3 separate regions of the Mus musculus genome follow, and all the other regions are linked to region 3. Evidence: chromatin loops called from intact Hi-C (ENCODE). Cell type or tissue: left cerebral cortex. All regions are shown on one strand. Links, peaks and the distances in the headings refer to the core of each region. The heading gives the core; the rest is flanking DNA. Region 1 holds the start of Vps26c (VPS26 endosomal protein sorting factor C). Region 2 has its middle 86 kb from the start of Gm31641. Region 3 has its middle 4.3 kb from the start of Gm31323.

Region 1 (6,452 bases), core at 1,453-6,452, 54 kb before region 3:
GCAGGACCACCATACACTTGAACTCACAGCAGCTGTGGTTGCTGCACAAGACCAAGCTAGCCAACAAACATTGCAGCATGGGGCTGAGGAGCTCTTGACAGCTGATGGCTTCTGAGAGGAAGAGTCAGTTTTCTTAAGAGAAGGGACCCTGGTAGGTCAACTATGCTCCAGGAGATTGGCCCACATCCATAAGTAGTACATGGGCAGCACAAGTTGGACTTGATGGGAGAACATGAATATGTATGCTTACATATTTATGTATGTGTGTGTACAAAAAGAGGAGAGGAGTTAGGCAAAGAATGTGGGGTGAATATGCTCAAAATACATTGCATGTGTATATGAAATCCTCAGAGAGTAAAAATATTATATATTTAAGAAATACTTTTGATATAGATTTAAGACTTGGCATTAAAGACAGGCTTAAGGAAAAGACTGTATTGTATACACTGGAATGGGCATGGATTTCTCAATAGAGTTGCTTACACTTGGTAATCTTTTAGTTTTGTATTATTTGTTCCTTGCCCTAATATATTTGAGAATGTAGTCTTGATGGCTAGTTGGCTAAAATTCTTGTTAAAGTGTCTGCAATATACAGAGTTTGACTTTTTTTTTTTTCAAAGATGCATCGTCTTCCATCTGCTTACGTGGATATAGTTTCTTTCTCTAGGTTCTGAAGGGTGAGAAGTCCAAGATCAAGGTTCTTCCAGGTTTGGCATCTGGTGAGGCTTAGGTTTCATCTTCTAAGATGGTGCCTTGGACACCCCATTTGGACAGGCATACACTTGCAAGCACAGAGGTTATTCTTTTTAAGCCCCCGTGAAAACATAACGTTCCCAAATCATAAGTTTGTAGCCATGTCTAACATCTTGGCCCAAATTACTATAGACCTTGGGCCAGAGTCATCTAGTTGTGACTGGCCCACATGTATTACAACACTACAAATGTGTGCTGTTTTAAACTACTGAGTAACTTGTTATGGTACACTTGATGGTAGCTCTGGACCTGACTAGTCCTTCACAGTGGTCCTGAATTGGGGAAAAGGAATGGTCTGCATATCCTGAGTGCATCAGTCCTCAGACACAGGATGCCTTTGAAAAGGTGGCATGGTCCTGGGGACAACTGAGTTCAGTTAAAGGCAAGATTTGAAGAGCTGCTGAGACTCTCTTACCAGCAGCTCAGGGATCCTGTCCTTCAGTCCATAGGAGGACCAAGGGAGAGAACCCATTAAAAAGGCCCAGTGGGACTGTTGCTGTTGTCCTGGAATTGCAAGGAAGCCAATTACTGGACACTAGTGTAATGGTCACTACTGTAAACGTGACTGGATTCCAGGATTATCTTGGAGAAGAATCTCTGTGCAAGTCTGTGAGGAATTTTCTAGACTAATTGAGAAGATTCCCCTTAAGTGTGGGTGGCACAGTACACAGGATGGAGTTCTGGGATACATAGAAAGCAGCCAGCCAAGTACCAGCATCCATCTTCCTCAAGCTCTAGCTACCGTGACTCCCATACCATGATGGACTATACCCTCAAACTCTGAGCCACAATAAACCCTCTTTCATCATAACAGTGACAGAAGAAACTAAGGGCTAGAGAGATGGGTCAGTGTATTAAAGCGCTGGCTGTTTTTGTAGAGCACCCCAGTTTGATTCACAGCAGCCACAATGGCTCAGAACTGTAACTCTGGTTCCAGATCGGATGCTCTCAAGGCCTCCATGAGCGCACACAGATATACATGTGGACAAAACATCCGTGACATAAAAACTTTAAGACTAATATGCACATCGTATTCCAGTTTTCAATTAAAGAAAGATGCCTATTTGAGGGGTTATTTCCCAGCATTTAATAAAAGACATATATTTCTAATTCTGCTTCCACCAATTTTCCTGAATTCTCCCTCTGCGTGGTCTACACAAGATGGCCCAGTAAGGAACACAGGTGCACGGGCTTTGTGGTCTGGTGGTGGAAAGTGATCCGGTATGGGAGGATCATCATCCGTAGGCATCACATCGGTAGTGCCCATAGGCAGAAGAGTCTGATTCATCACCATGCTTGCTCATTCTTGTGTTTCAAGAGAGAAGATGACCAAGTAGGGATGGTACTGTAGACTGGTCACAAGAACACACACACACACACACACACACACACACACACACACAATCGGGGTGCACACATGGCAGTCGGAGGACAACTGGTGGCAATTGGTTCTTTTACCAGTGATGGAACCCAGGTTGTTATCAGATGTGGTGGCAAGTACTTTTAGTCACTAAGCTATCTCATTAGCTCAAGAGAACCCCATGAAGATAAGTTGTCTTTAACCATCTTGAGGGAACAGCATTTTCCTGGGGATACTTCTTGGATGCTGGCAGTAGGGTTGACAGAGAAAGACAAGCTGGGAACTATCTCCCATTCAAATGTCTGGGGAGAAGGCTCTACTAGCCTCCCCGTTATCCATGAACGTTGTCAGACACCGCAGTATGCAGAAAAGCAGGGATCAACTCTGAGAACTCCAGCTGTTCTCTATTGGGATGCTCACCTTACTTCCACACCAGAACCACAACTTCCATTTATTACCCTCACAAAAGACCTAGTGTCCCACTTGAGCCACAAGACTGTCAATTTGACAGTCTGATATTCAGTAGCTTAAAGTGACAAAATCAAACTTATTTAACATGAGATTAAGGGATGGAAAGACTTTAAAAGAACAGTGTTTGTGGAAAGTGGACTTTTGATTCTTGTAGGACGGCCTTTGCACTCAATAAACACTGGTAGTTCCTGGAAGGAGCGCTCTTCACAGTAGACCAGCCTTCCTTAACCATGTGTGCAATTTTCAAAGAGGAAATCAGGTACATCGTCCCTGGAGGAACAAGACTCTGTAAAGCCATATATGGAAGGAAAGGCTTTTCTTTTTCTTTCCTGCACTGAATTTGTGTCTTCCAAATATCTAAGCTGTGTCCCACATGATTTTTTTAGAATTGCTAGGAAAGTCTGTAGGTCACACGGGTAAGTCCTAAGGGTAGAGATGGGAGCTGAAAATAGAGCTGTGGATACTGAGAAACATTTTATCTTAACCTTCAAAAGCAATTGCAGCCGTCGTACATCGTTCTCGGCTTCAAAACACCTAGAGTCATTCACGAAACCACTTTACAGAGAAATTTGTTATCCTAAAAGTGATATATATTTAAGAAAATAATAATCAAGGAATTCAACAAATACCATTTCTTCACATCATTTTACGTAACAAAAACATCAAGATTTGACTTGCTTATCGGAAGAGTCAGTTTACACAATTCAGTAACTAGCATGCTGGCTAACCGCAATATCCCCCCTAAAGTTCGGCGTCCACTGCGGCAGGCTGCTGGAGGGAGAAAGGGGTACGCAGGTCCGTTTCCGCTTCGACTCCAACCTTCCCGCTCGCGCGCCCGCCCGCCCGGATACCCCACAGAACACCAAGACCACTTCCAGAGCTGGCGCCTGGGGAGTACCCAGAAGCCTCCGCGGCCGCGGAGCCGCGAGCAGCCGCAGAGCGAGGTCACCTCGCGCTTCCCGAAACCTTGGCTCTGCGTCGTGGGCGTGGCCTGAGGGGGCGTAGCTGCGGCCCTCCACCAATCAGCGCCCAGCAGGTCGCAAGCGCGGGGCCACGCCCCTGCGGTTGGCACGGACTCGTCCGCCCGGAGGATACTGGCGGTGGCGCCTCAGAACATCTGGCAGCAGACGCGGCTACAGGGATGGAGGAAGCGGATGACAGGAGGGGACACGTTCCTGCTATCACTTCCGGAAACCCACCTCCGAAACGCAGCCTTTCGCGCCGCACAGCCCGACGGGAAGGCAGCCTTCCTGTGTAAAAAAAACGCTGCGAAGCGGCCTCGCCCCCGCCGCGGGGCACGCCGGGAGAACAGAGAGCACACTCCCGCGTTCCGGAAGTGTGTGTGTGTGTGTTCGCGCGCGCGCGCGCGCGCGCGTGTGGGTTTCGTGCCCCTGTCCGCGCTAAGCCACGCCCTGTGCCCGAAGGAGGGAGGTGTGTGAGGTGTGGCGCGAAAGCCGGTCACGTGCCACCACTGCGGAAGGCGCCGGAGGGGCGGGTTCGTAGGGGGCGGGGCAACCGGGTCACGAGTGGCCGGAAGTTGCGGCCTTTGCGGATAATCTGAGATGGGGACCACTCTGGACATCAAGATTAAAAGAGCGAATAAAGTGTATCACGCCGGGGTAAGTGGAGGGGTGTTGGGCTTCAAGCTCTGCGGTCTCCAGCACGGCTCGCGCGGCCCCGACGCTAGATGGGCGTGCCCTGCGGTCCTGTCCAGTGTGGGGCTGGGGGCCGGCGGCAGGCGGGCGGGCGGCGGGCTCGAGCTGTCGCTCTGGGGGTGAAGAGCAGATGACAAACGCCCCTTTCTGCAGAAGAGCTTTCAGAACAGACATGTGTGCTCCAGGCTGTGGTCAATCCTAAAGCAGAGTTCTCTTGTAAGCCTCTCACCGCGGCAGGATCCATTACCCTAGTTGTAGAATGCAATCGCCCTGTCTCTACCTCCGGAGACACCAGCACAGCAGCCGTGGAGTCACAGCTAGCTTCTGCACACAGTTCAGTGGATACAAATGCAGCGTGGTGTTGAAAGGGAAAAACATCCCAGGTGAACATCTTAAATGGACGCTAAAGGCTAGAAACCTGATTATTTTAAAAAGATTCCAGTGAGCCACCCCACTTCCATCCTCACCACACAGGAAGCTATATTCGTGATTTGTCTAGTAGACATCATTCAAAGACCCCTCCCCCACAAAACAAAATCCCAAACACCAAGTTGCCATCACCCCTTATAAAAGCGACTGTACTCTGGCAAGATGCACTAAGAAAGTGGAAACTCACTTATGCTAGATCACTGCGAAAGTATTTAGTTAGTTCATAAAGGAAACGATCTATCCTGCCTCAGTTGAGGCACACTGTCAAACCACTGCCATATTAAAGCTGTCAGTTTCATGAAAAGCAATTGGAGGCCAGGGGAAGTGGCTCAGATTGTAAAATAGTTGCCAGTACCGCATAAAATCAGACGTGGTGGTGGGTGTCTGTAATCTTACCACTTAAGACAGGGTCAGAACATTATGATCATCCTTAGCTGCATATTGAGTTTGATACGAGCCCAGGGGCCATAAGATAAGGGCTGGAGAGATGAATCCACTGATCTTCGGAGGGTCCAGTTCTCAGCTGCCATGTCAGACCATTCACAACTCCCTGTAACTCCCAACTGCAGGGAATCTCACACTTCTGGTCTGATTGGACTGCACTCACAGACACAGTGTATAACATAATTTGAAATAAATCGTTTTAAATGGTAAGTCAGTAAAATTGTTGGGGTTTTTTTTGTTTGTTTGTTTTGTTTTTTTCCGAGACGGTTTCTCTGTGTACCCCTGGCTGTCCTGGAACTCACTCTGTAGACCAGGCTGGCCTCGAACTCAGAAATTCACCTGCCTCTGCCTCACAAGTGCTGGGATTAAAGGCGTGTGCCACCATGCCCGGCCAGTAAAATTGTTTAAAATGAAAGACACTAAAGGCAAGGACCAGAATGCAGTGCAAAGCGTTTGTCAAACAATTGTGTCTGTGTTGAATTTCTCGGTGTGTCTTAGTCACAAGGGAGCCCTTTCATATGCTGACCTTTGCCATGGTAACCTTAACCGCTAGATGTGGTGTGTATAAGTTTCCGCATGTGTATACAGAACAAAAGTAAATGTAGCAAAATAGTAACAGTTCTGAGGCCAATGGAAAGCGACATGACTTTTTTCTTGGTTAATAGTTTTGTAGGAGGGGGCTGGTGAGATGGCTCAGTGGGTAAGAGCACTGACTGCTCTTCGGAAGGTCCGGAGTTCAAATCCCAGCAACCACATGGTGGCTCACAACCATCTGTAACAAGATCTGACTCCCTCTTCTGGACAGCTACAGTGTACTTACATATAATAAATAAATAAATCTTAAAAAAAAAAATAGTTTTGTAGGGATATAATTTATATATACACACAGATGTTAGAGATATAATTTGGATACAGCAAAAACCAGCCCATTAAAACAGCTAATCTAGTGGTTTTAGTGTATTTATAGTGCTGTGCATCCATCCCCACTAAGTTTAGAAGGTTGTCACCAACTCCAAAAAAGCCCCCGTACTTGATAGCTGTTACTCCTCCTTCCCTGCCCCCAGCCCCAGGAGATCACACATATGCCACAGGATCTGCCTGTTGTAGCCTTTCACAGGACAAGAGTCCTCCTGGTTGTGGCCCTTTCTGACTGGCTTCTTTGACACAGCATGTTTTCAGTATCCATGACTGTTGGAGCATGCTTGTTTCTATGGCTGAATAGCTCTGCTGTACCCATAGGCCACACACTGTCCTTGTCAGGTGACGTGAAAGATGGCCAAGTGCTGGATGGGGGTGTCTGTGGAGTGGGATGTAGAAAGCTAGCTTCCTCCAGGAAGAGC
Region 2 (6,524 bases), core at 771-5,770, 870 kb before region 3:
TCTGTTGTCCCTTCCCACCAGGGAGCTGCCAGGGACTTTTGATTCTGGAAACTTCCTATCACACTGAGTATAAACTCACTCTGTTACAAGGCCTCTGTGGCCCCGGGGTTCCCTGTCTCCACAGTCCTCCATGTTCCAGTCCTTCCTTCCATTCCTCACACCCAAGGTCTGCGACATCTTAGGGTCTTTACCCAGCCATCCATCTTTGCTGCATGGGTGCTCTTCCTGCAGGTGAGAGCAGGTGTGTACAACCTGGAGGCCCCAGGAAGGCTTCCCTGACCTCACCTCATTAACCTTGCTAGCTGGAGGGACGCCCGTGGCCAGATCTGTTTCCTTCATTGCTTGTGTTTGCATTCATTCACACTCTTATGGCTATCGTGACTTAATTGAGCAGGAGACTTCTGGCACTCAGTGAACATCCGTTGAATCCTGACGTTGTTCCTTGAGCAGGCCGTGGAAATCCAGGGCTGGATGGTGGGCATCGGTGCTTCCTGCTCTCAGTGTCTGTCTTCAGTCTTTCCCCACCCCTCAGCTCCATTTCCTCTCTGTGAACTTCCATCTTGGGCGGGGCTTATTTTGTAATGTCAAGATTGTTACCCAAACTCTCAGTTTGAGTGGCTTTTCTCAACCTCGCTTGATTAACACGCTCAGCTGAAAGTCACTCTTTCACTGGGGTGGGGAAGGCCTGTTCTGCCCATCTTGAGGGTGTCCAGCTGCACCTTTCGTTCCCATCTGACCCCCTGCCACCGGGGACTCCCCAATATCAACCAAAAAAAGTCTGCAAACATTCCCAGATAGGGAAAAAATGACCCATACTTGGCTAATATCATGGTGTCTCAGCAGCTTGAGCAGAATTCTAGAAGACTCTAGAAATCTAGAACCTTCCCTGCCCAGGGTATCTGATAGTTTCCCCCCTTCCGTAATATGTTATCCATGTATGGAAAGTTCTAGATCCTTCTTAGCGCTGCATCATATTGCAGTGTGAGAGTTTTATCTATTTACCTGGTTCACCTCTATATGGATAAATGTTTTGGCCAGGTCCTGTCTGCTGATTTTACAGATGATACAGGGATGGGTAACCATGATCACTGGAAGGAGAATTCAGAGAAGGCAGAAATGGCTGGTGGATTTAGATCCTGTAGGAGTTGTTTAAAAATATCTGGAACAGCGGTTTTTATGCGCAGTGTTGGAAAGTCACCTGGAATTTCCCCAGCCCGTGCCCTGTCACTTACCCAAAGCAGGGTACAAGAGTGTCCCTTGTAAAACTTTTCCCGTGCCCTTAATGGATGCCAAAGTCTTGAGCTTGGAGTGCGTAGACGCGCAGAGAGAACTTGTTAAACCATGTTTTGAAGACGTTTTTCAGGAGTGGAGAGAGCCAAGGTGAGGGGCCACTGCCTGCTTCAAGGGGCTTTAGCGAGATGTGTGGACAAAGGGCCTCACTCTCCCTCAGTACCTTTAACTGTAGGGTGACATGGACTCTCCCTTGCTGGCTTCAAAGAACAATTAGTGAAAGCTCACACTTTCCCAAGGCTGACATAGACTGGGCAATGTGAGGACTGTGACATGTGGGTGAGCTGTCTCTCTTCACTGTGCAGGTGTGGGTGAAGCCTCACATTCAGAGAGACTCAGTGGCTTACCCAGGCTCCACAGCTCTGCTAACAAGGTCTGACTTTCTCTCCTGACCACATCAGGGTGCTCACAACTGCTGCTGCTTAATCTTTGATGCTCTTTCCATGTTTCCCAAGTCCTTCCACCTCTGGCTTTGCTGATGAATTCCTGCCTCCTCCATAGAATCCTAGGGAAACGCAGTAGACAGGGTTTCTCCCTCCCTGTGAGAGGGGCAGTGAGCTGAGTCTAAGCTGTCATCTCTCCATGGTGTCCCTGCCAGGAAGGTCTTCAGCAGCCCTGCCCCCACATGAGAGCTCTTGGGTGTGTGACAGGCAGGCCAGGGCCTTCCTTCCACCCTGATAAGGCCAGGCAGCAAGGGCTGGAATGTAAACCTCCCTGCAGCTGCAGCGGAAGAAGCTTCATCCATTGTTTCCTCTGGGACCTGGGACGCCAGTGCAGTCTTACTGGAGCTCTGAGGAGAGGGCTTTCAAAAGACAGCTTTAGCCAAAAGGGTGGTGTGAGATGCTCTAAGTCTGGAAAGTGCAAGGTGCAGAGAAGTGGGTACCTGGGGAGGACTGGCCCTCAAGGGCTGGGTTAGAACCTGCAGACATACATTTCCCTAGGTGGATATCCCTGTTGAGTGGTGTGTGTGATGTATGTGTCAGTGTGTGTGTGTCTGCTATGTATGTCTATGCATCTGTTGTGTGTTTGTGTCTTTATGTGGTGTGTGTGTATGTGTGTGTTTGTGTATCTGTGTCTCTCTGTGTGCATGGTGTGTGTGTGTCTCTGTGTGGTGTGTGTGTGTGTCTGTGTGTGTAGTATGTGTGTGTGGTATGTGTGTCTGTGTATGTGGTATGTGTGTGTCTGTATCTGTGTCTCTCTGTGTGCATGGTGTGTGTGTGTGTGGTGTGCCTCTGTGTGTGGTGTGTGTGTCTGTGTGTCTGGTATGTGTATCTGTGTATGTGGTATGTGTGTGTGTCTGTGTGTGCATCGGTATCTATGTGTGTGAGTGTATGTCTCTGTGTGTGGTGTGTGTGTGTGTGTCTATATGTGGTGTGTATGTCTGTATGTCTGTGTAAGTGTATCTGTGTATGTGGTGTGTGTTTGTGATGTGTGTGTTTGTGATGTGTGTGTCTGTGTATATATGTGGAGAGAGAGTGTGTGTGAGAGAGTGAGTGTGTGTGTGTGAGAGTGTGTGTGTGTGTGTGTGTGTGTGTGTGAGAGAGAGAGAGAGAGAGAGAGAGAGAGAGAGAGAGCAGTAAATCCTGCCATTTCTTTGAAGCCTAACTTCACTTGCTGCCTTGGAGAGAGGACTGGAATTCACACTCCTTCCTTCCTTATGATTACCTTGCCCTAGGCCCTCTACAGAAGAACCAGGGTTGCTGTGGTGCCCCTTTCTCTCCTTTTTAAAATGAAACACAAGTATAAAAGATATTAATGGTCTGTTCTGTTGCTAAGCACATTTTACTGGCATACCCTCTGTGACATATTGCCAAGGTTTGTAAAGATGGCCTTTGTGTATGTATGACCTAGAGGGATCCAGCCCGGGGGCCGGGGGGGGGGGGCGCGCACGGGGATGGGGGGAGGGGAGACCCTGCTCTCTGCAGGTGGCAAGTCCTGGAATGGGATAAATCCTGTGTGACCACTAGGTGGCGGTAGAGTTTCATGTACCTGCCACTGCAGCTGAGCCACTAACCAGCTTACTTTTGGTAGCTTTACAGTTTGGCATGTCTTCGTTGGGTAATTTAGAAGCTACTTGTAATAGCTTCATGGAACACCCTAAGATTCTCAGATGTGTTTGTTGTGTGGGTGTTTACAAAGAAGCCCAGCTACAGGTCAGTGGGGCATAGCTCATTGTCTCAAAATAGAATCATTAGGACTTTAAAAAAATTAATTTTCTTAAAAATCACTTTATAATATCATCTCCACAAGTTGGGCATTGTATCACAGGAGATGGGAAATCCTGGATCACAGGCTCTCCACATGTGCCAGCAGGGTGTAGCTGTCCTTGGGTGCTTTCAGAAACCCCCTAAGCATCAGAGCATGGGAGCAAGGAGACCTGGATGGTCTCAAGGCTACCTGCTGCTTACTAAGCAGGGCCTGTTTCAGATACCAGGCCCATCAGTCCAGGACTTTAGAATCCACATCTACAGATTATTGTCCAGGAACTCTGCTTTCTCCCTGGCCAAGCATACCCTAGGGCTCCCACGACCTGTCCTGTCTGTCTTGCTTCCCCTGCCCCAGCACCAGGGAAAGGTAAATTTTCGGTGGCTCCAACCTGTGCCCACAATCCCCAGGACAAAGAAGCATCCTGATTTGGGGCCTCTTAGGTCAGTGTAGGCAAAATGCTGTCAATTGCTGTTGAAGACCTCTTGAGTCCCCTCCTCTGTCACAGCCAACCAAAGGCCCCACATTCCCGAGCTCAAAGGCCACGTTGCTCACTGAGGTCATCCTAGGCCTTGTTCACCTCAGAGCTCTCCCTTCTCTCCCCCTTTCTCTCCTCCCTCCGCCTCGCGTTCTTGGTTTGTGGAGTAAGGGAGAAGCACCTGAGAAGCCTTCCTGCTTAATCCCAAGAGGAGGCGGATGACGCCCTTGTGGACTTCCTTTATTTTGTTTCTGCCCCCAAGCTTCCTTGCTCTAAACAAAGATCATACAGGGGCTGGGGGCGTGGCTCAGTTGGTAGAGTGTTTCCCTAGTGTGGTCGAAGACTGTTTTCTTTTCCCATAGCTGCATACACCTGGCATGATGGAGCACCGCTGAGGTGCTAGCACTCAGGAAGATCAGAAGCTAAGATCATCTTTAGCTACGTAGAAAACTGGAAGGGCAGCCTGGACTACCGGAGACCCTGTCTCTCAACACAAACATCAACACAAACGAGCACACAAACAAAACCACGACACCAATGATGAAACAAATATTGAAAATTAATCTGTATAACCTCTCCTTCCCTCCCTCCATCACCTCTTCTTTCCCTCTTGTCTCCCCATTCCCTTTCCTCCCTCCTTCCCCTCTTCTCTCCCCTCCCCCTTCCCTCCCTCCCTCCCTCCCTCCTCTCTTCTCTCCCTCTCCCCCTTCCCTCCCTCCCTCCCTCCCCTCTTCTCTCCCCCTCCCCCTTCCCTCCCTCCCTCCCCTCTTCTCTCCCCTCCCCCTTACCTCCCTCCCTCCCCTCTTCTCTCCCCTCCCCCTCCCCTCCCTCCCTCCCCTCTTCTCTCCCCTCCCCCTTACCTCCCTCCCTCCCCTCTTCTCTCCCCTCCCCCTCCCCTCCCTCCCTCCCCTCTTCTCTCCCCTCCCCCTCCCCTCCCTCCCTCCCCTCTTCTCTCCCCTCTCCCTTCCCTCCATCCCTCCCCTCTTCTCTCCCCTCCCCCTTCCCTCCCTCCATCCCCTCTTCTCTGACATTTTGTCACCTGATTTGGCTTGCCCTCTCCTCCACTTTGTGCTCCATCAGTGCCAAAAGGTGGAGGATTCTCCGCTCTGGATTGCAGTGCGTGTAATAGACCTTCCTCACATCTGAACCCGAGCAGAGCCGGAACGTGTCAGCATGTGTCCCTACATGTATGTCTCTGGGCTCCTGCCTGTATGAGTCAATTTCATGCAATACTGTCTAGCTCACACTCTGTGGGGAAGAGAGTGAATATAGTTTTTCTTTAATTAGAAAATGACCCTAAAGAAGAAGAAGCAAGGAGAAGCCCTGGCTGGGCAGATTCACTTATGGTCACCAGGCTGTGCGGAGGGGGGGGGGGGGGGGACGGGGACGGGGACATGGCAGTCATTGGAACTATGCCTCTTGCAGATTGTCAGGCCTCACCTTCCAAGATCCAGTCACTGTCTCCATGTGAGGCAAGGAGAACCATATCACTAGACAGAAAAACTGGGAAGGTCGGGCAGATTAAGAAATCCCAGCAAGTCTCACAATTGATAACAGAAGGCGATTGAATCTGCTCCCAATCCAGTTCCTGTGCCGGAGCACGTGACCACGACACCCCACTAAGAAGACCGTGGCAACTGGTCATGTAGCTTAGAGCCTAGAGTTCTCCATGCTAATGGGGTATCTAGACGGGCCGCCTCAGGGTTTAGCCAATAAGGTTCCCTTTCCCAGACATTCCCTCCTGCAAAAGGTATTTAACCTCTGGTCCACCCTGAGTAAGTTGTATGCATCCATTTTTCCACTATGAATAAACAATTTGAACAAGCAAGGACTGTCTCTCTCATAAGACCTGATGTGGGGAAAGGCCTTCATTACAGAGTCACACGGCGCAGAAGGCCCCTGAGCTCTAGACGTTCACTCTAGGCTAAGTCAGATTCCCCACACCCTCCAACCCTAGGCTCAGCACTGGCCTGAGGGGGCCCATTCCCATCTCATGAAGTCCAGCAGCGTCTGGGTGCCTGGGAGCTTTGAGAACCACAGCCTTGGCTCCAGCCTGTGCGGTTTCTCACCGGGGTTGGGGTCCCCATCTTAGGCTGCCTTCCATCTTCCCTGAGCGAGTATCAAGTGTTCCAGACACCCAGATGGTGATGAAGATGGAACGTAGCCTAGCGCCCCTGCATTTTGTCTTCCGGAGCGGCGTTCACACACCCCAGCGGCGAGGCGGAACATGGACCCACATCTCCACTATATCACTGGGCTTTCCCTATGGGACTTGCTACTCCACTGAATAACAGGGCAGAGGGGCAGTCTCTGAGGGGAAGAGAGCCAGCCCAAGTGGCCCAGTGGTGCTGCCCTCAGGGTTTCCAGTAATAGCAGAGACCAATTCTTTGATGCCCTCAGGAAGAGCATGATGGCAAGACATCTCTGTGGTCACAGACTTGTGGTTCTTCACAAAGCGTGGGTCTGGACTCCCAGCATCCTTCAGTCTGTGTAGGTTCATTCTCTATTGCTCCATCAGACGCCTGCAATTTTAAAGGGCTGATTTCTCTGA
Region 3 (6,524 bases), core at 870-5,869:
ATGAACTCACAGTGGTTGTGGCAGTATGCACAAAAGCTGCACAAGCTCAAGCCAGAGCGGAATTCAAGAGTGGAAAGGGGAGGTGGGCATGAAGTCCCATCCCTACCTGAGGAGCTACTGGTAACTGATAGGTGCTGGAAGAGGGAGAATACTGTCTTTTAAGGGTGTGGTCCCGATATGTCAACTGTGGATGCTCACATTCTCAAGAGTCCATGGAGAGTACCAATGGACTCGATGGATGGCTGTTATTCTTAAGAGCACACAAACTCTCAGGGTGTGCGGGAAGAGCTTCTAGGAGAAGCTGGGGGAGGGGAGGGGGGGGGGGAGATGATCCATACATTAGATGAAATTTCCAGTGAACACAAAAGACAAAAATGTTGTGTCAGTGAGATCCCTCAGTGGGTCTCAGCACTTGCTGCCAGGCCTGGTGATGAGGTAGATTCTCAGGACCCACACGGTGGAAGGAGAGAACCAGCTTCCACAGGTTACCTCTGATCTCCAAGTGTGCACCATGGTATGTGCATGTGAGCTTGCTCCTGGGTGTATACTTGCAACACACCCCACATACAACAAATTTTATTAAAAAAAAAAAAACCAAAGTACGGTGAAAACAAATGAAAATGCATGTCACAGAGTTGGAGGAAAACTGCGTAGTGTGTATCCACCAAACAGCTGTATCGAGAATGTATAAAGAGCTATTATAACTTAAAATTTACAACTTGTGTTTTAAGATGAATCAAAGACTTAATCAGGTAATTCAACAAAGATGTATTGACTGTAAATACGCCCAAAAACAGATGCTCAGTATTATTCGTCCTAGGGAAGTAGAAAGAAAAGTCCTGATGACACAGTATGACACACCCACTAGAGCTCAGTAGAGTGACTGTGTGCTCTGATGTCACAAGTCTCCCTGGTGGGAGTTCAGCTGTACAAGTGTTGGTATGTCCTGGAATCTCTGGAATATACAATCTAACAACGCAGGAAGAGAAGAGCATGCAGGTGAAGAATGTATAGGTCCAAGCCAGATCAGCAATAAAGGCAACTGTGCTTTGGAGGCTAAAAGGAGCCCAATGGGAACAAGCTAAAGGCATACATGGAAAAACAAAGTGCAAAGAAAATAAAGCAAGAAGAAGAGGCAGCCAAGGATTCAGGAAAAAAATGCACACCAGCCTAAGAACAGACAGCAGCACAGGTTAGGAAGCTGTAGCTCCCTAAGCATGCAGACAGCCTTGTATGGGTCAGAAGCCATGGAAGCTGTGTGTGGGCCAAGCAGCAATGGGCTGCACTCCGTGACTTTAGCTGCTGTTCCTTAGGAGAGAAGTTGATCTGGGCTGAGAGGGGAGCACTAGTCAGCAGATGAATGGCTAGAGTAGTGAGTGAGTTTGCTCAGCAGGTTCAAGCCTAGACTCACTCAGGTTATTATTTCAGGAAAGTTATTTAAACTTTGAGGTTTATTTCTGCATCTGTAAAATGGGTATGAAAAGGGTACTTAAGCTGGGCATGGTGGCGCATGCCTTTAATCCTAGCACTCGGGAGGCAGAGGCAGGCAAATTTCTGAGTTTGAGGCCAGCCTGGTCTACAAAGTGAGTTCCAGGACAGCCAGGGCTACACAGAGAAACCCTGTCTCGAAAAACCAAAAAAAAAAAAAAAATGCTATGATTGTAATTAGTGGGCCTAGTATTGCCAAATTGTTTATGGCTCAGTGGGTAAGAGCACCCAACTGCTCTTCCGAATGTCCAGAGTTCAAATCCCAGCAACCACATGGTGGCTCACAACCATCCGTAACAAGATCTGACTCCCTCTTCTGGTGTGTCTGAAGACAGCTACTGTGTACTTACATATAATAATAAATAAATCTTAAAAAAAAATGATGCTGGAAGACAGTGGAAAGATCCTGAGTCTGGTACAGTGAGAAGTCAGAGGAGGGCCAGGCTCCCTAGATGTGAAGGCCACCAGTTTTGTGTTGTGGCTTTTATCCTATGTAGTCTGTGTACTTTGAAATGTTTACTGAGCAGCTATGAGCAAGGCACATGTTTTTATCCCCCATAAGTGAGAATGCCAATGCTTGGTGAGGTGGGCTATGAAGTCTCCACACTGAAAGGACTGTGGCGGGATGTGGGCTGACTGCTGAGTAGGCACCGGCTGTATACAGAAAGTCCAGTGTAAGGGGGTACACAGGAACAGACAGCCGTGAGTATAGGGCAGACCAACTGTGCCAGCCTGGATGACAAGGAACCGATGAGAAGCAGTTCAGGGGGCTGTTAAGAACAAGAGTGTATCAGAATAGTCTCTGCTTAGCTGTTAGGTCTCGTCTCTTGAGTGCCAGGTCATGTGCAGTACTAACATTTAAGGAGAGCTCGCCAGCAAGCTGACTGTCCTCTGTGGGAATGCGTCCATCTTGCTGGCGTTAGGCTGCTGTGCTCAGGCACCCCACTGTCCCTAACAACAGCTCCCACTCCTGAAGAATCCCCTAAATACACTAGCAGGCTTTGCTGCGCTGGCAGCTTCCCTCATGACTCCAAGTCTGGACACTCTACCACCTCCACTCCCTCCTCCCGGCTGCTACCAAGTGCTGACTTCCCTGGCCTCTGTTCAAAGCTGGAGCCCTACCCCACCCTACTGTCCCCATCCTCCCTTATCCCTTCCTGGTCCCATTCTTCTCTGGGATTACCAGGGACATATCATGTGTTTTACTGTCCTACTTGACGTCAGCCTCCACTATTGGAATGCTCAAGTCCTTTCTTCTTGTCTGTTGTTATAACTGGGGCACTAGAACTGTGCCTCCTGTGGCATATTTGATGGTTCAATGAATAGTCGCAGATCAATGTTATATAGCCATCCTGGTGGCCAGGACCACTTGGTTTGCTCCCAGTGGGGGCAGCTAGGGTATTGCAAGGTGGAGGAACCAGGGCCTGTCAGACGTACAGTGGGATGAGGAGCATGAAGGGCATTGTCCCTCAGTGCCTGAAAGCCCAGGAAGTAGGGAGGGCTTGGCTTCGGTTTTCTGTCTGGCAGGTTAGAGACTGTGGTAGCCGTGCCTCTGGAAGCAAAAGCAATGTGGCCTCCCCAGAGGATAGAAGAAAGCTGGAGTCCTGCTGGCGCTGGGTGGCAGCCAGCGTCTGGAAGTACAATGCCCATCTGTTCCACTGCTTTCTCTTTTCGGAGGCTGCTGGCTCACCCCACTGGAATGGGGTGGCACTTCAGGACACGAAACTTGGAGCTGGTGGCGGATTTCTTGGAACTGGTGGCAGGAAGATCTAAATTAAGACCTTTCTATCACACCAAATAAATAGAAGCTGAAATAAGAGACTAAAGGAATTCAGCAGAATGCCTTCATACATAATTTTTTAAGTAAGGAGGAAGAAGACCTTAGGAAGCAGCCTGGTATTTATCCACTAGAGCCTCAAGGTATTTGCTGAAAACAGTGATACTATTTGAGGCAAGAGCACATTATTAAACACAAGCTTCTCTTTTTGAAGCATGCTGTGCCATAGAAGATGGCAATTTCCACTCTGCTTGGAAGGCTCTTGACAAGGCCCAAGGCCTGGCCCGTTACCTGCTCAGCAGACAAGTTACTCCAGCATGGGGTCAGCAACATGTACGCACATAGAAGCTTCTTGCTTCAAGCCAAGACACAGAGAGAGGCTCCCTAGGAACTATGAAGAGGCTGTGTCCCTCGCTCAAAGACGAGTGGACCCTGTCCTTTTAGGACAGCAAGGGCTCGGGAAAGTTCATTCGGCTGAAAACCACCTAAGCAGTGCTGGGGGACCTTACCATTTTACATTTCAAAGTTCCATTGAACCAGCTGTGCTTTCCTTCAGGCAGGCAAGGCCCTGAGGTTACCTGGTTATTTCTCCTATCCACTGATGACTCTGCACTCCCAACGTGACACCTCTGAACATAGAACTCACTGTGTAGCATCCATCTAACAACTCCAAAACTGGTTCATAGAACCTCTGCAAGCATACTAATTGGGTTTGTTGGTTAGATCAGAAGGAATGGTGGACTCCAAGGTGCTAGACCTTCACAACACAAAGGTAGATGGTCCTCAAGCCGGTATCCAGCAAGCTCTGGACAATGTACAGCATCATCCTACTCAGGTTTTATTTTGTATCAGGATGTTTATGAACCACTTGTGTGTTTGTGGATTAGCTGTTCTGCCTTTGTCTCTTCTACTTCATGGAAACAATTTACTGAGTTGCTCAACCCTGAAGTAAGATCCACCTTTATGGTTTTCTAAAAATCTGTTGTCTTGAAGGAAAATCTGTTCATGTTTAGGATTGGTCCATCTGGAATTAGTATCTGTCTGTACTGTGACAGGTTAAACGTTTCCCATGGGGATAGCCAATATTATTATTCTTCCCCCCCACCCCCCCCCACATTATTATTCTTAATGTAGCCATCTTTTTCTGATGTCTGTATCGACTGACCGTCCACTCACTGGGATTTTTTCAGTTGACGAGAATTTCCATACTTTTGCTATTTTGTTCTCTCTTTAAAGTGGGAAACAGTGAGACCATGTAAGGCAGAGGCAGTGGCAGGATGAAGAATAGCTCTCTAAGCCAAGGAGCCTTGCCTGGACCCTTCCAAGGCAGTGGTGCACATGCCTCCTCATTCTGAACAAGTAAACAGCACTCACAGAAACACTTTGGGACAAATGTAGGTGAAATTATCCTTTGTTACAGAAAAAGATAAGGTTTATAGTGTCCTGGGCTCAGGATTCCAAAACATTTTTCAAAGTGACTCTGAGACATTTGATCCAGTTCAGACTATGCTGTAAAGTGAGTGCTTCCACTTAGTCTAACAAATGCTTTCTACAAGACCACGCCTGCCCTGTGCAGCGCACAGGCTCTCACTAAAACGGTCAGTTCCCCCTTACCATCTCTTGTAGCACATACGTCACTAGTAGACAGACTGTACAGAATGATGGTGCTGTGACATTTTCTTACATGCACATACCCCGCTTTTGCTCATACTCTCAGGGGCCACCTCTTGTTTACTACTCCATCAAAATGTCTTGTCTGGTGACATTTTTGCAGGTGTTCCTGTCCCTGAGTGACTGGTCCCAGTTTTCATGGATTTCTATTCCTGGCATTGCCTGTCCACAGACACTGAGGACAGGTGACTGCATGAAGGCTGGCATGTAGGCCACTGTGTGGGGGAAAAGGTTCCAGGCACGACTTTCAGTCCTTTCTTCCACTGCAGTTTAATAAAACAGAAACCCTGCCCATTTCATTCATGCAGCTCTCCAGGAGCTGTTCTGGCCCTCGTTCTTAGCAACTGTCCCGTCACTGTGCTTCCTCAGCCCAGCAGTACACACCTCTGTCGTTCTCTTCTGTGTTCTTGGAATCTTCTCCAGAGAGGGTTATGACTGAGGAATGACTAAACTAGTCTTGCTGCTTGAGCTGTGGTGTGAGATCCCTCTTACATCTGTTTTCACTATATGGTCTTTCACATCACCTTACAAATAGATCTTGCACTGCTAGGGCTCCACTTAAGTTTTAATTATCCATTATTCGTAACAGAGATTAATCACTTCCAAGAGAAAAAAAATCTAATTTTAAGGCATGGCCACTTCTTCAATTTATATATTATATGAATTAAATGCTACTCTATGAACACAATTGTATGAGCAAAAGTTTAAAATTGTGCTCACTTTTCACTATAGCTGTCATGGAGCTGGGTGGAATGATGATTAGTGAAATGATGAATAGGGGCGGTGTCCCACCATGAGGTTAGGAATTAAGGGTGGAGGACTGCCAGTATCCTTAGCCTATTGTGAGGAGATGATGAACAGGGGCGGGGTCCCACTGTGAGGTCAGGAATTAAGAATGGAGGACTGCCAGTGTCCTCGGCCTTCCGTGAGGAGCATTTGCACCTTGTCTATTCCTCAAGGTTTTGAGAACTCAGTGCTGTTATGGAGTCTGACTTGGTGGTGGCAGCGGTGGTGGCAACAGCAGCAGCAGCAGTGGCAGCTCAGGAGGAGGTCACATCCCCAGAGGGTGATGCGTCCCAAGTATCAGTACAGTGCCATCAACAGTTGTGAAAGCAACCTTATATGAAGACACTCCAAAGACCGTGTCTGACAACTTTCCTTTAGGACAGGCCCAGTTGGTAACATTAGCCTGTCTATACCTAGTAAAATGTATTAATAGACCGTGCTTCCTTTATTAGTGCTTAGCATACCCAAAAGAGCCTTTAAAAAGGCACTATCAATCAGCTTCAGCAGTCCACGAACACAAGCGCCTCAGAAACAAACCCGCAAGAAATCAAGTTATCCTCAGCATGTTTGCATGTGCCCACATGAACGGGAGAATCGAGTCTGTGATTTCTGCATGAACATCCTAGTCACCGATTTAAACAGTCAGCCTTGGGAACTCGGGCTTGGCGAGCAGTATCTAGGCACAAAGGGATGTTTTAATCCAGCCTCTAAAATAACCCCAAGATCCTTGGTTAAGATCATCAGGTGCAACTTGCCTGTTCTTCCCAAATAAAGTCAGTTTCTCAATGTTTGACAGAACAGG

What was found. A loop is a pair of places that touch in the nucleus more often than their neighbours do. Peaks named below come from ENCODE experiments on the same cell type or tissue, not always from the same donor. Only the 100,000 strongest peaks of a DNase experiment are listed, where the experiment ranks them.
Region 1: a loop joins it to region 3, with 5 times the contacts of the local background. A loop is called at or near these places in 8 of 42 quality-filtered maps.
Region 2: a loop joins it to region 3, with 4 times the contacts of the local background. A loop is called at or near these places in 2 of 42 quality-filtered maps.

What each region holds. Positions count from the first base shown.
Region 1 is chr16:94,524,089-94,530,540 of GRCm38, reverse strand. Vps26c (VPS26 endosomal protein sorting factor C) reads left to right here and starts at 3,912. Exons shown (of 8, transcript NM_007834.3): 1 at 3,912-4,203. The coding sequence starts at 4,147. In left cerebral cortex, for the core only: no CTCF peak of the experiment used is centred there; DNase peaks (open chromatin) are centred at 3,721 and 4,465; H3K4me3 peaks cover 2,821 bases; H3K27ac peaks cover 2,350 bases.
Region 2 is chr16:95,342,818-95,349,341 of GRCm38, reverse strand. No RefSeq gene overlaps it. Among named protein-coding and RNA genes, the nearest start is that of Gm31641, 86 kb to the right of the region's middle. In left cerebral cortex, for the core only: a CTCF peak has its summit at 3,265 (motif pointing right); a DNase peak (open chromatin) is centred at 3,270.
Region 3 is chr16:94,469,285-94,475,808 of GRCm38, reverse strand. No RefSeq gene overlaps it. Among named protein-coding and RNA genes, the nearest start is that of Gm31323, 4.3 kb to the left of the region's middle. In left cerebral cortex, for the core only: a CTCF peak has its summit at 3,191; DNase peaks (open chromatin) are centred at 2,517 and 3,155; H3K27ac peaks cover 1,609 bases.